2 separate regions of the Homo sapiens genome follow, and region 1 is linked to region 2. The links are chromatin loops, found by intact Hi-C in ENCODE. Cell type or tissue: MCF 10A. All regions are shown on one strand. Links, peaks and the distances in the headings refer to the core of each region. The heading gives the core; the rest is flanking DNA.

Evidence for each region. Hi-C counts contacts between places; a loop is a spot of excess contacts. Peaks named below come from ENCODE experiments on the same cell type or tissue, not always from the same donor. Only the 100,000 strongest peaks of a DNase experiment are listed, where the experiment ranks them.
Region 1: a loop joins it to region 2, with 11 times the contacts of the local background. A loop is called at or near these places in 3 of 110 quality-filtered maps.

The regions. Positions count from the first base shown.
Region 1 is chr10:6,398,831-6,405,703 of GRCh38, forward strand. LOC124902370 (a long non-coding RNA gene) reads right to left here. Exons shown (of 2, transcript XR_007062044.1): 2 at 1-2,971. It also overlaps a transcript of PRKCQ not described here. Among named protein-coding and RNA genes, the nearest start is that of LINC02656, 52 kb to the left of the region's middle. In MCF 10A, for the core only: a CTCF peak has its summit at 3,160 (motif pointing left); DNase peaks (open chromatin) are centred at 2,861 and 3,131.
Region 2 is chr10:5,619,722-5,626,594 of GRCh38, forward strand. It overlaps LOC107984199 (a long non-coding RNA gene), which reads right to left. Exons shown (of 2, transcript XR_001747344.2): 2 at 4,676-5,104. Among named protein-coding and RNA genes, the nearest start is that of LINC02677, 5.0 kb to the left of the region's middle. In MCF 10A, for the core only: a CTCF peak has its summit at 3,614 (motif pointing left); a DNase peak (open chromatin) is centred at 3,580.

The DNA.
Region 1 (6,873 bases), core at 2,028-4,527, 780 kb after region 2:
GCAACCTCTACCTCCTGGGCTCAAGCCATCCTCCCACCTTAGCTTCCCGAGTATCTAGGACCACAGGTGCAAGCCACCACACCCAACTAATTAAAAAAAAATTTTATAGAGTTTTCTGTAGGATTTCACCATGTTGCCCAGGCTGGTCTCGAACTTCTGAACTCAAGCAATCTGCCTGCCTCAGCCTCCCAAAGTGCTGAGATTACAGGCATATCAATACAATGATACAATGATACAATGGCTGAGCCACTGCACCCAGCCATTAAAGCTGAATTTCTGGAGACTGTCAATGTAAACTCCCTTGCTTTGTAGATATGAAAAGGCAGCCTAGAGAATGACAGCTTTGGGTGAAAGCCATAGTGTCCCCACAAGTAAATAATGGTGAGCAGAGTGCCTTGCATATAGTAGGTCCTCGATAAATATTCACCGTGATTTACTTACTAGATGGTATGTAAGCTAGTGGTTGGAATATTTAAACATAAACACACAGACTCAGAATGTTGAGAATGTGCTCAATTCCTTTCTGCAGTGAGTTTTAAATTTAAAGATTCCTTTGTGCTCCCTGCCTAGCCTGGAGCTATTGCTGCGCTCTTGGCAACATCCACCCGGCTGAGCCCAGCAGCCCTTGCCCTGGAGACAGAAATTGCCCCCTTTTTTTTTTCCTTCTTTTTATTTTTTTTTGGCACAGGGTGTGTTGAGACAGGTTGAATAGCCACCCTGGAGTTTTGCCAGAGCCACAAGATGAGGAAGGTCAAGAGGCAGAAGAGAGCAGGGTGAGGAGATGGGGGTGGAGGAGAGGAAGTTTGACATCATGTGGCTTGAATGGCTCAAAATGCTGAAATGCCAGCATTAGTTCAAGCAATTTAGACTTTCAGGAAGCCTGGCCTTTCCCCCTAGAGTCGTTTGTTTAGTCCTGTCTGGTGGGCTTGGCTGGCGGATTCCACAAACTCATGATGAAAAAGTTCTCCAGGCAGAACAGAGATGTGGCCTCCATTCCTACAGGGTAGACAATCAATTCCAAGGGCCCAGCATCTCCTATGAACCCAAGGTCACTCAGATCAAGTCCCCAGGGTGGCAAATGTCTGGCATCAATCGGGGGTTGGGGGGGCGGACACTGAGTTTAGTTCAAGGAAGTATTGCCAGATTTTGTGTGTTCTTCTGTGCCACTGATGGATTTGAATGAATTTGAACATGCTGCACGGTTTGACGCACGTCAGAACTGAAAGAGAAGGCAGAGTCCAGGTGAAGAGCAGGAACGTGGCCAGATTGCCCAAGTTAGAATGGGGCTCTGTTACTAGCCAGCTGGAGATGTCGGCTGCTGACTTGGTGTTCTCTACCTGAGTTTCCTCATTCAACACTGAATCCCCCGGCTCTGCCCTTCTTTCATCTGTAGCCCCAGTACCTTTTAGCAAACTATGTAATTTACTTGTTTGCTATGTTTGTGATTTACTGTCTGTCTTCCTCATCTCCTGCTCTGAAAGGACAGACATCTTGCTTGTTGTGTTTTGATGCATTCCAAGATTCTGGAAGACTTGGAAGACAGCAGGTGGTCCATACACATTTGTTGAATGTGAGTAGTCACAGTACCAACCTCGCTGTGTTGTTATGCAGGTGAGATGACTTAATACTGTCATATACGCAGGGCAGTCCCAGCCCTGAGCAGTGTGCCCTGAACTATATTTCAACACACAGCGAGAGCTGGATCTCTCGAGCAATCCCACGTCCCGTGTCTCGGCAGGCCCAGGACAGTTCTGCTTTTAACCTGTTTCCTGGAGTAATTGCTAACAGTGCTTCCTTTCAGAAAAAAAAAAAAAAAGGCTCATTTTAGCTAGTAAATTATATGGTTTGGCTACATGTAAGTGTTTTTACTCATTCATTTAAGAAACTGAAAAAAAAAAAAAAAATCTGCCAGCTGGCATGCACCTACAGTCCTGGGTGCTCGGCAGGCTGAGGTGGGACGATGCTTGAGCCCAGGGGTTCAAATCTAGCCTGGGCGACATAGAAAGACCCCACTTCTACAAAAAGCAGAAGAAAGAAAGAAAAAATATTGAATGGGTACCATGTTAGATGCTAAGAACAACGACCATAGTTCGTTCCCTTTTAGAGCTTACTGTCTTCTGGAGAACTTGCAAAATTAAATAATTCAAATTTAAAACTGTTGGAACTTTATTCTGAGCCTTGAGAGAAATGGACTGAGTCACATAGCATGCCGTTGCAACTTCTGCTTTTTCCCGTAAACGATTAGGAATGACCGAGTAGCACCAGAAATAAGACCCTCTGAGTGGTGACCCCTCAGAACATTACTCTTGTCCTCACAGAACATTACAGCCATCTTCCATGGAATGGAGCAAGCCACCCTAATCAAATCGCTATGACATGTATCTAGCCTTGCACGGAAAACATTGCAACCTGCCGAAACCATCTCTACCTATGTAAGCACAGCCTTAGCTTCCCCACTTTAGAGCATGTCCCTTTGGGGTCTGTGTTTTCCGGGTGACCGTTCTCAAGCTCTGTACTCAAATAAACCCCATACTTCATCATATTTTCTGTATCACCTTATTTAAGGTCAACAAACTTTAAGGACATAATTAAGTAGACAACCTCATGACTTGAACACATGGTTAATAGTAATAATTGGATTGACATCCATATAGTTCTCCTCTGTTTTAGGAGAGGGCTGGTTTTTTTTTTTTAAATATTGATCCATTTTCGTGCTTTGTATAGTAACCCAATGAGGTAGAAGTGATTACCGCCACCCTTTTACTGATTACAACACCTGGGGTTCTGAGCGCCAGCCACTTGGTGAGGATTGCGGGGCCAGGGCACTCTGGTCCCAAAGCTCTGATTCCCACGGGCTTTCCTGCTGAGTCACGCTGTCTGCTGGGAGCTGTTGACCCGCCGTCTCTTTCTCTGACTTCCACCCGATAATTCTACATGGCTCTGCAATAAGCAGCTTTTTTCTTATTATTTCCTACAAATACATAGGTTACACTCTGATTAAAGGCAGAATACACATCTTGAATTAAGGGGAAGGCTGAAGCCTGGAATTCTTCCCATCTCTAATCCTGCCTGGTCACTGAAGTTCCTGAGTCCTCAGCTCAGGTCTGAGGCAGCCCTGCCCAGCAGGGACGGAAACTGCAGCTTTTTCATGTTCCTCTGCCTCCCTCTAGTGACTCAAGTCCAAAATAGTGCGGCTGGGAACTATTGGAAGAACACAGACGCTGCAAAGAAGCTGGAAACCATCATTCTCGGCAAACTAACACAAGAACAGAAAACCAAACACCGCATGTTCTCACTCATAAGTGGGAGTTGAACAATGAGAACGCATGGACGCAGGGAGGGGAACATCACACACCGGGGCCTGTTGGGGGATTGGGGACTAGGGGAGGGATAGCATTAGGAGAAATACCTAATGTTGATGGGTGCAGGAGACCACCATGGCACGTGCATACCTATGTAACAAAACTGCGTGTTCTGCACATCTACCCCAGAACTTAAACTATAATTTTAAAAAACCCCAAAAGAGTGCAATTTCAATGCCAAAAAAAAAAAAAAAAAAAAAAGCTGAGCTTCATCTATTCCTTCCGCTCTTTCCTCCCTCACGCCTACCATGTGTGAAGCACTGTACCCAACATGAAGGACACAGACAGAAAAGCCTGACTCCGCATCTCCCTGCTCGGGTTGCCTTGGCAACTTCTCCGTGTACCCAAAGAAGCAAAGGGGACTTAACAATTTCAAAGAAGAGTGGCAGTAACTACTTTTTCTGTTCCGAGCTTTCTTGTATAAAGTGAAGCACTGTGTGGCCTTTAAGAGTTCTATTAAGGGCCGGGCAGGGTGGCTCATGCCCGTAAATCCCAGCACTTGAGGTCAAGAGTTCGAGACCAGCCTGGCTAACATGGCAAAACCCCGTTTCTACTAAAAGTACAAAAATTAGCCAAGTGTGGTCGTGGGCACCTGTAGTCCCAGCTACTTTGGAGGCTGAGACAGGAGAATCACTTGAATCCAGGAGGTGGAGGTTGCAGTGAGCTGAGATTGTGTCACTGCACTCTAGCCTGGGCAACAGAATGAGACTCTGTCTCAAAACCAAATAGAAACAAAAAGAATTCCATGAAGGGAATTAGGACCACTTTTTAATTCAGTGTCTGCACACTATCTCCTGACCACCTGGCTGCTGCTTTTCCTCCCTGCTTCCTGTCCTCCCTTCCTCTCTACCTTGCTCTACTCTCCTATCCCTTCACTGGTGCTCCTTTTGTGTTTTATCTCCTCTGCCAATCAACATGCAGGGCAAGGAAGCCAGGCATAGCACCGGGCACTGGCCGGCCCTGCTGGTCGCTCTCATGCCTGAAGCTCTGTGCTAAAACACCTAGTTTCCGGCAATGTGCAGACGGTGGACACTCAGAGGTGGGGTGCGGCAGGATTCAGACTTCTCAAGGACACCATAGTGTGGCAAACACTAAGGAGTTCGCTGCCAGTGTCTTAGTCGGAGTAGGGCAAGGCTATGGAGTAGGGTCCCTTCTATTTGGAAAAGAGAAAAGTGCTTCTGATGTTATTTTTATATAATGATCCAGGCAGCTTGGTTTGACCATCCAACACCTGCAGAGCCCAGCTCAGCATTCATGTCTTCATTCCCCTCTGCTATCTCTGGGGCATATCCAGTGTCCCTGAACCGTGAGTTCCCGGCTCACTCTCAGGTTTCTGCCGACTTTGGTGGGTCTAAGATGAGACCTTTGGTAACCACAGAAACAAAGCTTCTCCCCATGCTCATGGCCTGAGGAAGCTTTGGAAAGGTGTTATATGGATGTTTCAAATGCTGTGTCAGACCATTTTAATCTACGCACCTCTTATTATTGTGTCTGAGCACAATGTATTGCAATCCAGTGTTTATCTCTCCTATTGAAATGGAGACAGCTAAAGGGTCTGCATGATGCTAACTGAATTTTGTATTCCCAGTGCCTAAGACATAGTTGGTGCTCGATAATTGTTTGTTTCAGGGATAAATGAATGAAAAAAAAAATGAATGAGTAATCATTAGCCTCAGCAATACTTTGTTCCCAAAGTCACACACACACTCATTTATTTCCTCCTAAGAACAGATGCTAGGCCAACAGGTCTTCATGATTTTACAATCTCTATGGTGACAGATAAGACATTAGGGTGCATATGAGGAAAAGATAGGAGATAGCAGGATACGAAGGCCTAAAAAGGGGGAGAGGAAATGGAGAAAAAGTGCCTACAGATTCTAATAACTGAGAGACAATTTTTAGGATTATGGTCACAGTTTTAGTAGCAAGAATAAAAAAATGCAGAATTCTACCCTTTCCTTGCCAAGATTAGATAAGGGCAAAAATCCTTTAATGGCATTAAAGAGAAAGAGAAAAGAAAAAACTAGAGAGAGAGAGAGAGAGAAAGGGAGAGAAGGGGGGGGGAGAGAGAGAGAGAGAGAGAGAGAGAGAGAGATTGCATGGCCAGAGGTCTAACTCAAATACTTGCAATGTTCAGATAAAAAACCCTCTTCCATGCCAGACTCTGACAATGGATTCATTCTTTCTTTCGTTCTTTCTTTTCTTTCTTTCCTTCTTTCTTTCTTTTTTCTCTTTCTTTCTCTCTTTCTTTCTCTTTCCTTTCTTCCTTCCTTTTTTCCTTTTTTCTTTCTTTCTCTCTTTCCTTTCTTTCTCTGTCTCTCCTTCCTCCCTCCTTCCTTCCTTCCCTTCCTTCCTTACTTCCATCCTTTCTTCCTTCTTTCTCTTTCTTTCTTTCTTTTTTTCTCTCTCTCTTTCTCTCTTTCTTTCTCTCTTTCCTTTCTTCCTTCCTTTCTTTCCTTTTTTCTCTTTTTCTTTCTCTCTTTCCTTTCTTCCTTCCTTTCTTTCCTTTTTTCTTTCTTTCTCTCTCTCTCCTTCCTCCCTCCTTCCTTCCTCCCTTCCCTTCCTTCCTTCCATCCTTTCTTCCTTCCTTCACTCCTTCCTTCCTTCTTTCTCTCTCTCTTTCATTCTTTCTTTCCTTCTTTCTTTCTTTCTTTCCTTCTTTCTTTCTCTTCCTTCCTTTCTTTCCTTTTTTCTTTCTTTCTCTCTCTCTCTCCTTCCTCCCTCCTTCCTTCCTCCCTTCCCTTCCCTTCCTTCCTTCCTTCTATCCTTCCTTCCTTCTCTCTCTCTCTCTTTCTTTCTTTCTTTCCTTCTGACATGGGGTCTCACTCTGTTGTCTAGGCTGGAGTGCAGTGGCACAATCTTAGCTCACTGCAATCTCTGCCTCCCACAAGTGATCTTCCAACCTCAGCCTCCCAGATAGCTGGGTCCACAGGTGCACGCCACCACACCCTGCTAATTTTTTGTATTTTTGGTAGAGACAGGGTTTCACCATGTTGGCCAGGCTGGTCTCAAACTCCTGAGCTAAAGCAATCTGCCCATCTCAGCCTCCCAGAGTGTTGGGATTACAGGCGTGAGCCACCGCGCCCGGTCAGATTCTGTTTTTCATAGTGAGAGCTTCACAACAAACAGATGTGTTTCCTTGGGAAGCAGTGTTCCTTCAGGCAGATCTGTGCACTGGGCAGCTCTCCGTTTGCCGTCCTCTCATCTTGACTTTCGTGAACTCTCTCCTTTTGCGTCCTGGACCCCACCCAGGGAACTGCTCACTGCCTTGCTGGCAGGTTTGCAAATCACCCATGACAATAACTTACGTGTTTATTACCCAGTGCTATTGGCATTTTCACTGGGGAACTCCAGCGCCCCGCAAGTCTTTCTGACCTCAAGAATAAGGTTTTTAATAGCCAAGTGTTAAGTGTGGTGGAATGGGAAGGTGGATATTTTGGAAGAGGGAATTTGCCTTGCGTCTTCCCAACTATGCCCAAGAGCCCACTAGATGGCTCAAGTTCTTTATCCT
Region 2 (6,873 bases), core at 2,652-5,151:
AGGTTACAGCATGGAAGGAAAGAGCTGAGCTTCAAAGGCCGCAGAAGAAGAACAGGCGGAGTTAACAGGAAAAACCACAGTCAGGCCCTCTGGGAGAGGCTGGGGTTGCATGGAGGGCTGAGGAGGGGGAAGAGGGGCCAGGACTGGCAAAGGCTGCCTGACAGTCTGCCCTCCAGACAGCCACTTCCTCCCCTGTGCCTGCTCCATGTGGGAAGCCCTATGGGGGCTCAACTTTCAGCCCTGCTTCGGAGTGGGGGGACTGTCTCCTCCCTTGTCGCTCCCCATTCTCACCCCCACCCCCAACAGAGACCCCTTTCTGCAAGGCCAGGAGTGAGCGCACGGCATCAGACCCTTGCATCAGAGCCCTGGCACGTCCTTGTTTTCAGTGGTTTGGAAGTGAATCGTCTCTAGGTTTGTGTTGAGGCCAAGATACACGTTTTTCCTTTTCTCCGCTTTCCTTTCTTGTGCCTTGTTATGACTGGCTTTGGAGCCTGGCTTACAGGGAGGGGGGATGGAGAATGGGCAGGCTGTGGGGGAGGTGGCTGGGGTCCCAGGGAGGGAGGTCTCGGGACACCTGCCCTGCCAAAGTTAAGGCTACTGGGCAGGTGACCTTGGCCTCCAGGTCAGGGAAGCTGGAGGTATCTCATGGGCCACAGAGTCCCAGGATCCACAGAGGAAGGAGGAGGGAGCCGCTGGGAAAGTGGTTTAGGCTTAGGTGGTTGATGAGTGCGTGGGACAGGGGGAGGAGGAAGAAATGGGGAGGCTGCCACATGGCAGAGGAGGAACCCACACTCCGGAGAAACTCACTTTGTGTTCCAGCCTCCACTCGGAGCCGAGCGTCATCCCACCCACCCCGGGCTGGGTGTTTCTCCTTCACTTGGGAAAACCAAAAGGCAGAATTGAGGTTGCGGCCTCCAGAGCCCATCAGGACAAAAGACATGCCCTGAGCGCCCTGCACCAGCCCTGAGCTGAGTGGCGGCCCCACCAGCTGGCCCTTAGGGCTGAAAGCAAGAGCAGGCACGTGGGAGCTACCCAGGGTCTCGGGGTGCTGTGGAAGGTGCACCCCCACCAGCCTTCCACAGCCACCACATCCCAGGAGAGGCCAAGACACGCCCCAGACCAAACAGAAGACGGGAAAATGCTGGTTCTGAAAAATGTTTACATTCTCCTTCCCAGAATTCCAAGATACTAAGATGTCCTAAAACAAAAAGAAATGAAAAGATAGGAGGGAAAACACCCATTGATGAAAATGATTCATTCCCTCGATACATTTCTACAAAACGAACCCGGAGCAGGACCCAGAACTCTGCGTTCATCCGTCAGCACCCAGCTAACTCCTCCACACCCCTGTTCGGGGCCGGATGGCAAGACACCAAGATGGTTAAATTTAAGAGAAGTCACAGGATGGTGGAGACAGTTTAAATAACAAGCACCTGGGGAAGCGGTTCATTGCCGGGTCCGGACGAAGCCGCGTGGGAGCCGGGGGTGCAGGGTTATGGTTGTGGGACAAATTAGTGGACTTTCTACTTCAGGCACAGTTCTCCTGGCTTTTTTTCTCCCCAGACTCAACTGTCCCTCCAGGCCTCAGCAGCAGGACAGTGGAAGGTTCGAGGTTCCGGGTGATGGAATCACCTGGCCCCCTGTAGGCAGCCCCCTTCCTCTGAGACAGCCCCCAGCCAGAACTTCCTCAGCCAGTGTGGGGGATGGAGGTAGAAAACAAAGTTTACATGGACTCCCCTCTCACCCCACAAAGAATGCTCCCAGACAAGCTAGGGTCCATTGAAAGGACAGGGCTGGCTGGGTGCGGTGGCTCACGCCTGTAACCCCAGCACTCTGGGAGGCTGAGGCAGGAGGATTACTTGATCTCAGGAGTTCAAGACCAGCCTGGACAACATGGCGAAACCCCGTCTCTCCAAAGTATACAAAAATTAGCCAGGCATGGTGGTGTGTACCTGTAGTGCCAGCTACTTGGGAGGCTGAGGCACGAGAAGTGCTTGAACCCAAGAGGCGAAGGTTGCAGTGAGCTGAGATCATGCCACTGCATTCCAGCCTAGGTGACAAAATGAGACTGTCTCAAAAACAAAAATAAAAAATGAAATGACAGGGCCAACAACACACAAAGAGAGAATCTGAGAGGAAAGGTGACTTGCCTCACGTCACCCAGCCAAGGTAATGGCCAAGCAGGTATCAGAAACTGGCCGTGCCATGAAACATGAGCTTCTGCTACCCGAAAAATAGCAGGGTTCATTCCCCTGTCAAGCAACAATGACTCTCTGTGAGAATGCAAGTTTTGATCCATGAGTTTATTACTTGGCTCCAATAAGGAGGGCACTGGGCATATTCTCAAAGCAGTGTCTCTCCAAGGGAAAGTGACAGGAGGGTATTATGGGGCAATGGAGAGGGCAGAGGGTGCATCGTCGCATGTAGAGCAGGGGTCTCTGTGGCACAGGACCCTGTCATCATGCCAGCACATGGGTTGCATGTTATGGTCCTGAAGCTGCAGCTTTTCCAGGGTAGAGACTTAGCATTGTCATGAGGAAAGTTCACTGGGATTCACGTCTAAGTTGCCAGGGTCTTTCAGGAGCTGGTTCTGACCAACAGGGTGGCCTCATTCCACCCAGGGTTGGGAAGAGTAGGCTGCAGGGCAGGAGGCTGTAACCCAGGCTGATGGCTCAACTGGATTAAATTCCTCCGGTCCCTGGATGTGGTGGCGCACACCTGTGGTCCCAGCTGTACTCAGGAGGCTGAGATGGGAGGATCACTTGAACCCAGGAGGTCAAGGCTGCAGTGAGCTGTGATCACACTACTGCACTCCAGCCTGGGCAACAGAGCTAGACCCTGTCTCAAAAAAAAAAAAAAAAATCCTATGGTGGTCCCTGGAGACCCTCCTTGTCTCCTTACACTTCAGCCCTGGTGCATTTTCTGCAGAATTAAGATCTGAGTCAGTCAAAGGGTATAACATTTTAGCTATGCAGGATGAGTAAGTTATTTGAGATCTAATGTATGGCATCATGAGTACAGTTAATAATACTGTATCCTGGGAATTTGCTAAAAGATTTTATCTTAAGTGTTCTCACCACACACACAGAAATACTGTCGCTACGTGAGCTGATGGGTTTGTTCATTAGTTTGACTGATAATCATTTCGGTCTATACATATATCAAAGCATCATGTACACCTTAAATATATACAATTTTTATTTGTTAATTATACCTCAATAAAGCTGAAAAAGTCTTTTTAAATTAATTTTAATTTTAGAAGAATTGAGAGCATAAAGTGACCTTTGAGACCTTTCGCAGGCACCCTGCGTGTTTCAGGTAAGAAGTCCGAGGCCCGGGGTGTGACACCCCCAGGCCACCAGCTCTGAACGACCTGTAATCAGGGTGGCCCAGCTCCACCCAGCCCGTGGCTCCCTGGGACTGAGTTGCCTTCAATGCCTCCAGGGCTGGGGATTACTGATGGTGGCAGGGAGCAGGGGCCTTCTAGATGACACCCTCCTGGGCCCAGGCCACAGTCAGCTTGGCGAGGCCCAAGGCTTCTCCCGCGGCTCCTCCCACGGCCCAGATGGGACGCAGGCCGATCTAGGCTGTCCCGCTCGTGCCCCCGTGTGGCCAAACGCTAAACACCAGGAGGGTGCAAATGGACCTGGGCAGCTTTTGAGCCTGCTGCACCTGTCACCCGCAGGTCAGGGCCAATGGAGTTCAGGACGTCTGCGCACCAACGACTCAGACCACAAACCTGTGCCTGAGCAGTGGCTGGCAAATATTTAGGGGTGAACCTGCAGCTCATTCATGAAAACTAAGAACATGCAGAGGACCCCGAGCTTCAAGCAGCTTAATGGTGACACTAAAAAGCTCACCTCAGCCTGGGCAACATAGGGAGACCCTGTCTCTGCAAAAAATTAAAAAATCAGCCGTGCATGGTGGTGTGTACCTGTAGTCCCAGCCCAGCTCCTCTGGAGGCTGAGGCATGAAAATTGCTTAAGCATGAGAAATCAAGGCTGCAGTGAGCCAAGATCACGCCACTGCACTCCAGCCTGGGTGACAGAGTGAGACCCTGTCTCAAAAAAGTTAAAAAGCTAACCTCAACAATCTCCCCTTTTGTTCTGATCTTCAGCAGTTACAGGATCCCAGAAGGATCACTTCCCCAAAGCAGCCCCTTTCGGCCCAGCCCCATGGCTAAATTCCCACTCATTATAAAGGGTAGGACACTCGGGGTGACTTATCCTCCAGTGTCTGGAGCCCACAATATTTTAGGGACCCAAGAAAACGTTCTTACTTCCACTCTTATTAATTAATTAATGTATTTATTTATTCTGAGACAGAGTCTCGCTCTATCGCCCAGGCTGGAGTGCACTGGCTTGATCTCAGCTCACTGCAACCTCTGCCTCCTGGGTTCAAGCGATTCTCCTGCCTCAGCCTCCCGAGTAGCTGGGACCACAGGCGCCCGCCACCACGCCCAGCTAATTTTTTTGTATTTTTTAGTAGAGACGAGGTTTCACCATGTTAGCCGGGATGGTCTCGATCTCTTGACCTCGTGATCCACCCACCTCAGCCTCCCAAAGTGTTGGGATTACAGGCGTGAGCCACCACGCCCAGCCCCCACTTCTTTTCAAGTCAAATTTTAATATAATAATAATATACAGTTATGAATCCAGCCTAGATTACATTCATATTTGTACCAACAGTCCTCAAATCGCATTTTTATTTTCTTTATAGAGAAAGAGGTCCCGGAAAGGAAAAGAGCCCCGACCAGGCCCCCTGTTCCTATGCAGCCCCAGGACTCTGTGCCTCTGAAAGCTCTCACTTATAAAGGTAAAATCCATTTCCAAAGACGAGGAGCACCGTGGGCCCATTCTCGCTTGCTTTCTCTGAGACAGCACAGATCTGAGGGGGTGTCCAGGACAGTGAAGCCATCAAAGAGCGCGTGACAGGAAGGGGGATGCTTGGCCTGGAGTGGGCAGAGGAAGACAACACGGGCTACGCGGGCGTCTCCACCTCCGCAGAAGCAGTGAGAAGAAAGGAGCAGTCAGGCACAGCTGGGTTCGTCTTCCCGGGAATGTGATCTGGAGGAAACGGTTTAACCTCCCAGACCTCCCCACATCTGTAAAGCAGAGAAGACAGCAGCACTTGCCCGATGCGGCCATCTCGAAGGCTCGCCACCCGCGGGAGGCACCGGAAACGGAACTGCCAGGACCCTTTTCTCAAGATGGCGCCCAAGGTAATGAAGGAAGCGCCTGCCCCTCCCAAAGCCCAAGCCACAGTAGGGGCTTTGAGGACCAAGGAGGCGGTGCTGAAAGGTGTCCACAGCCACAAAAAGTAGATCCGCCGTCAGCCACCCTCCGGCGGCCCAAGACGCTGCAGCTCCGGAGACAGCCCAGCTATCCTCGGAAGAGCACCCGAAGGAGCGTCCCCAACCCGAGTCCGCCATAAAGACGTTATTAGATTGGTGCAAAAGTAATCATGGTTTTTGCCATTACTTTAGATGGCAAAAACCGCAATTACTTTTGCACCAGCCTAACAGAAGACAACCACACACGTGCTTCTTATGGATGTCAAAGCTGGCAGGCGCTGGGCAAACAGGCTGGAAAGAAGCCCTCCGACATCGGTATGCCCAAGGCCCATACCCTGCTCAGGCCCGAGGTTCAATTGGCACCTGGCTAAGATGGTTTGGATGCTGCCCACAAAACCGGGTCATCTAAACTGTGTCCAGAGCTGGGCATGGTGGCTCACACCTGTAAGCCCAGCACTTTGGGAGGCCAAGGTGGGAGGGTCCCTTGGACCCAGGAGATCAAGACCAGCCTGGGCAACATAGTGAGACCTCATCTCTACAAAATTTTTAAAAATTTTTAAAAATTAGCGCAGCATGGTAGCTCACGCTTGTGGTCCCAGCTACTCAGGAGGCTGAGGTGGGAGAATCACTTGAGCCCAGGAGGTTGAGGCTACAGTGAGCCATGATCATACCACTGCACTCCAGCCTGGGTAACCGTGTGAGACCCCATCTCAAAAATTAAAAGTAATTAATTAAAAAATAAAATAAACTGCATCCAGCTGGCTAATCCTAAATATATACTTTTTCCCATGAAAAGAGTGGAGCCATCATAATAATGTGCTTTTGCTCTCATTTCCCAGGTGGACCCTGAGCCAGGCCGCATCCAGTGGGGAGCCCTGCATGGGCAGCAGGTGAAGCCCCTTGGAGATGCCCAGGGATCCAAAGGCGACATCATTGATGGCAAGGCTGCCCCTCTTGGTCTCTGGGTTTGCCACCACTCTGGCTTGGAGACAGGTGCTGCAGCCTTCCCAATGCTGGGCTCACTCTGGACTCGTCATGAAGTGCTTTCTGCCAGGGCACCCTGGTTGGAAGTTTAGAAGCCCTAAAGGACAGCTACAATTGTGGCAGCTGTGAGAGAGCAGCTGTTGTTGATCCACACACGGGCCAGAAGGTTTATTCCGAGAGGTTCTGGAAATCTGCTGGGAGGGATGACTCCCTTGTGTGGGGAACACACTCAGATAGTTGCATATTCACTCATCTACACCACACCATGAATAAAACTTAGATTCCAGATTTTAAACACTGCCAAAGGGCAACTTCCTCCCTTTACCCACTGACCTCACAACTGCCCTCAGCACACAGTCATCCCAGACCTGCTCCCACAACAGGGCTCCCTCCACTGCTGCGGCCCGGCTCAGGGTCACCCTGGGAAATGATGGTTAAAAAATAAAAATGACTGAGGTGCCCGGTTCAGCCTTCTGTGCCGAATGAGCGCAGCAGCCAGGTGCAACCGGAATGACGGATGGGAACCAACAGATGTCCCTCCCACATGGCACCAGCAGCCAGGGCCCCTGAAGGCCACTGTTCACCTTGGCCCTCAT